Regions from separate parts of the Mus musculus genome. Here region 1 is linked to region 2. A link is a loop called in an ENCODE intact Hi-C map of the cell type or tissue named here. Cell type or tissue: heart. All regions are shown on one strand.

Region 1 (2,500 bases), 210 kb after region 2:
AAAAGTGTTTTCCTGCTAACAGCCGTTGTTTTGTTGAAGCATACTCAGGGCTGTGGAGATGGTGCAGCATGTTGTTGCCAAGTCTGATGGCCTGGATTCTGTCCCCAGAACCCACTCCTGAGAGTTGTTCTCTGACCTCTATGTACATGTGATGTACATACACACACCCATGATAAATAAATTGAAAAAAAAAAAAAACATTGAAAACCAACTCCCACTGGGCAGTCTTTAATCCCAGCACTCAGGAGCAGAGGCAAATGGATCTCTGAGTTCGAGGCCAGCCTGGTCTAAAGAGTGAGCTCCAGGATAGCCAGGGCTACACAGAGAAACCCTGTCTTGGAAAAGAAAAAAGAAAAGAAAAGAAAAGAAGAGAAGAGAAGAGAAGAAAACGAAAGGAAGGAAGGAAGGAAGGAAGGAAGGAAGGAAGGAAGGAAGGAAAGAAAAAGAAAACCAGCTCTTTAACTTGTTATGCTTAGTAGATGTGACTATGTTGATAATTTTGGTTTTTCTTCCATCTCTGATAGGGGGACCTTTCCTAAGTTACATGGGTTTGGGCTCTGCCATCACCTTGCTGTGTGTCCCTGGGCAAGTCACTACACCTTACCTCTGTAATTGACATAGTTAGCTCTATATGGCCTTTTTAGTTAACAAGGAGTCAGAGTTAATTAAGTAACTAGCCTGTAGTTTAACTTGGAATCTTACCTTCCTCTTAATTCTATGTTGGATACTCTGTGTTTACTTAACCTTTACGGAAACCCAATGCAATTAACATTAAATAATACATTTTGTAGATAAGGAACTGAAGCTGAGAATGACCACTTGTATAACTTGGCCAAGAATACAGAACTAACCAGCTGACTGGAGCTGGGCCCAGTACCCCTCTCTGAGCCCTAACCTGATTTTGCTGAGGTCAGGACAGGGCATAGGAGACTCCAGGCTGCTGCTGTTGCCTCTAGCTCTGCAGCTTAACAGTTCTCTCAGACTGCCCTGGGCCCAAGTGTGTCTTAGCAGTAGTTTTCCTGGGAAGAAAGATCCCTCTTCTGAGACTGTGGGCCAGTCCTCACCTCAGTGCCCTGAGGCCTCTGTATCAGTCCTTGGCTCTGTTTGGCTACCTTTTGATACTGGCTCCCTTGGCCTTTGAACCTAATGACTTCTGCTCAGGCCAGTGCTCCATTCTCTTTAACTAGTAAGTTTCAGGAGGTGGCTCTGCCTTCTCAAGCTCAAGTCTCTGGCTAGACCACCTCCCTAGAGTGCTGGGCAGAGCCAGTTCTTAGTCCTGTCCCCACCCGTCCTCAGCAGCTAACCTTAAGTGACTGCATCTCCACCCACCCCTGGCCTACAGTCGGTTTCTAATCTGCTCCCTGCTCAGGCTGTCCTCACTGCAGGAGAGGAAGTCTCTAAAGCAAACAGGAAGCGCCAGAGACACCCACCAGCTGGAATTGATAGACCTTTTACCAGGAAGGACAGCAGTGTGAAGTTAGGGTATGGAGCAGAGAAAAGAAGCGTGAACATTCCTCACAGGGACTAAGAAGGGGCGATATTGCTGCAGCCCTTGGTGTCTTGAAGGCTTCAGCTTAGAAAAGTGAGGCCCTGCCCCACTCAGTGGTTGCTCATGTATGTCAGTATGGATTTGTCTGCCTTCCCTTCTCAGCTGGAGCTCAGGTGTGTCAGTCAGCTACTTCTGTTTGTTTCTTTGAGACGGGGTCTCACTCTGTAGTCCTACCTGGCCTCTGACCTTACAGAGCTCCCCATGCCTCTGCCTCTGAGGAGCTGATTTTAAAGCCGTGAGTTCTAGACTCCAGAGATTCTGATGTAGATGGTCTAATGTAGATTCTGAAGAGAAAAGTGGCTACTGACCTGAGGCACCCAGAGTACAGCAACAATGAAGAGCAATGTCCTGATTGTCCTGTTTCTTGTCCATTCTTAGCATGTGCACAGACTGTAGTGTCCAGGGCCCTGAGCTTGCTTCTGCCCCTTCGTGTGTATTATTGGGAAAAGACATACTAAATATGGTGTTTCCCCAAGTCCTTCCACATGCTCCCTTTCTATGAAAGGCATGAAGTTGGGGTTGGTGCTCACTCTTGATGGTCTGTGAGTGAACCAGGATTCTTATTGAGGGCTGGGAATGGGTCTTGAGGGAGTCCTTTGTCATGGGCCTGAAGTTTCACCATTGCCAAACATTCAGGGGAAAAGATTGTTACTCATCCTACGGGCAGCTATGTTGGTGCCTAGCTCTTAAGGACTTGATTTCTTTACTCCAAACAACTTAAACTTATTCTGCTACTTGATTTAAAATATGGAATATCTTTGCTACTAGTTCAGGAGGAAAGATTCCTTGCACACATATATGTACACCACACATGCATACACGCACTATACACACATGTAAAATTAATTAATATAAATGTTAACAGTGAATTAATCTGGCAGCTGTATTTCTTTACCTTTGCTAGTCTTCAAAAACAATACAGAGAAGCCAAGATTTATTTCAAGCTATATT
Region 2 (2,500 bases):
ATCTGTAGTGGGCATCTGACGCCCTCTTCTGGTGTGTCTGAAGTATATAGCTACAGTGTACTCATATAAATAAACAAATCTTTAAAAACAGAAAAATCTGCAGCCTTCCACAGGTGTGGGAGGAATGTTTTCAATCTCAGCTCACTCAGGAGATAGAGGCTGGAAAAAAATCTCTGAGATCCTAAGATCCTGTCTCAAGAAAACAGGATACTAGTAAGAAAACAAAAACCTGAAGTTTCCTGAACTGTGTATATTAGCTGTGTTTTAAAATATACCATTGGGGGATTATCTTTGTGGAGAGGTAACAGCCCCTTGTAGATTTTAGATTTTTATCTTTATCTCTCTTTGTGCTAATCACCAGCAATACAAACACCAATAGGTGTACTTGTAAGTCCCTACCATCACATATACATACAAATCACTGCAGTACGCAGAGTTCATTCTCTATGACAGAAAGCCAAGCATATACACGTACCATGAACTGCTGATTCCAACTCAGTAAAATCTGTACTCCCAACATACAAGACGTGAAATAGGTCAGATAATTTCAAGAGCGTCAAGACCCCCCCCAAAAGACTAAATGGATGTTACTCCTAACTCCTGCCACTCTAGTTAAGCAGTAGTGGGAAAGTGTGGAAGAACTGGTTTGTCTCAATTGGACATTTAAGTTTAATGGTGAAAGACTAGTTAATGTTAACAATGAATCCTAAAATCATCAGAATATTTTATGGGCTTTCTCTCTGTGTGTGTTAGCTTCAGTTCTTAAAATTAAGTGCCTAATTAAAAGTGATTTAATTTTGTCTGCACGTTTTTCTGCACAAGGTGTGTGTCTTTGCTGCGGGCAGAGGCCTGAGGAGGGCTTCAGATCCCCCCCCCCCCCCCAGACCCCAGAGTGGAGTTACAAATGGCTAAGAGCCATCTTGTGGGATGCTGGAACTTGAACTTGAATTTTTACCAGGATCAGCCTGGCAGTCCCCTTAACTTAGGCATCCCTCTAGCTCCTAAAATAAGTACCTTTTAATGGAAACAAGTTGGTCAAAACTATCTTTCAGAATTTCAAGACCCAGTATAACAGTTTAAAAAAAAAAGAACTCAGACACACGTGGAAATGGCAAGTACTGTGTATTCGTGTCAGCTGTCATGCATAGGCTCTCTGCATTTCTGTGAGCTGACCAATCAGCCTTGCTGTTGAGATTCAGGTTTGAAATGGTGGAACAGAGAACCGGGTTATAGCCACTATTCTCCCCCACGCAATCTAGTAATTACTCTATTTCCACGTCATATTTCCGGGTGTATGCCCATAATCACGCAGAACTGAAGTTCAGAGCAGCCAGGAGTTGCCCATGTTCTTTTTTGATGTCTCCACAAACCCAAATGCTTAAGTGGGGTGACACCTGGGGACCGCCTAAGTGGCTGATTCCCACGTGGTAAGGAGCTCACAAACTCGCCCCCACGTGGTGCCAAGGGCCGGGAAAAGGGAGAGCGGGCAGAAGCGAGCCGTATCAGGGCATTTAAAGTGTCTTGACGTCACGCACTGCCAGGAACTCAGCTGAGTTTTCAGCAGGACATTCCGCTAATGTCTCCTCCCTCCCCCCGGGCTTTTTTGTAAGCTAGGCCTCTGCGCGTCCCTTGGTCGCGGAGGGAGGAGCACAAAGCTCTCAGAACAGCCAACTCAGGGAGGTGTGCCCAGAGCTCTCGACCCCGCCTTCTCTCCTAGAGGCGTTTTTCATTGGTTAGTGGGCGGGGCTTAGGAAGTACAGCGCTCGCCCGGAGGCCTCAGGGTGGCCTAGCCAGCTGGCCATTCCTTAATTATGCATGGAGGCGTGTCTTGGCCAGTGGCGGCTGGGTGGGGATTGGCTGGAGGGGCTGTAATTCAGCGGTTTCCGGAGCTGCAGTGTAGACAGGGAGGGGGAACCTGGGGTTCCGACGTCGCGGCGGAGGGAACGAGCCCTAACCGGATCGCTGAGGTACAACCCCGCTCGGTGTCGCCTGACCGCGTCGGCTAGGAGAGGCCAGGCGGCCCTCGGGAGCCCAGCAGCTCGCGCCTGGAGTCAGCGCAGGCCGGCCAGTCGGGCCTCAGCCCCGGAGACAGGTGAAGGGGGTGCAGGGTGGGGCCACCTCCCCGACGGCACGGGGGACGGCATGGGGGACCCCACGGTTCGTCAGCTGTGGGGGTGCTTAGAGCTGTGAATGGACACTTACATGGGGCAGGAGGATAGGAGGAGACACACAGGGTCGTCCCGGCGGCACTGACGTCCGGATGACAGGAACCAGCCTGGGAAAGGAAGGGACGCTGTAAGTTTCGAGGGGGAGATGCGGAGAGAGAGTGGGGAGTTCTGGGGGGTGTAGGACCGTGGGGGGGAGGACATTCTAGGCTGAGGGTAACAGAACTGACAGAAGCGGCCCTCCTGTGACTGCTCCCGGAGGCTAGGGACGTTCGGGCCACCAGAGCCACTGCCACTCAGGTGGAGATCATTGGGGTGGAGGCGTTAGAAGGAGC

What was found. A loop is a pair of places that touch in the nucleus more often than their neighbours do. Peaks named below come from ENCODE experiments on the same cell type or tissue, not always from the same donor. Only the 100,000 strongest peaks of a DNase experiment are listed, where the experiment ranks them.
Region 1: a loop joins it to region 2, with 2.2 times the contacts of the local background. A loop is called at or near these places in 14 of 42 quality-filtered maps.

Annotation. Positions count from the first base shown.
Region 1 is chr11:100,723,972-100,726,471 of GRCm38, reverse strand. All of the region lies in intron 1 of Rab5c (RAB5C, member RAS oncogene family), which reads left to right. Among named protein-coding and RNA genes, the nearest start is that of Hspb9, 11 kb to the right of the region's middle. In heart, no CTCF peak of the experiment used is centred here; a DNase peak (open chromatin) is centred at 1,351; H3K27ac peaks cover 1,300 bases.
Region 2 is chr11:100,938,848-100,941,347 of GRCm38, reverse strand. It overlaps Stat3 (signal transducer and activator of transcription 3), which reads left to right and starts at 1,808. Exons shown (of 24, transcript NM_213659.3): 1 at 1,808-2,092. Gm46295 (a long non-coding RNA gene) reads right to left here. Exons shown (of 2, transcript XR_001780333.2): 2 at 1,106-2,275. In heart, a CTCF peak has its summit at 1,524; a DNase peak (open chromatin) is centred at 1,807; H3K4me3 peaks cover 1,487 bases; H3K27ac peaks cover 1,496 bases.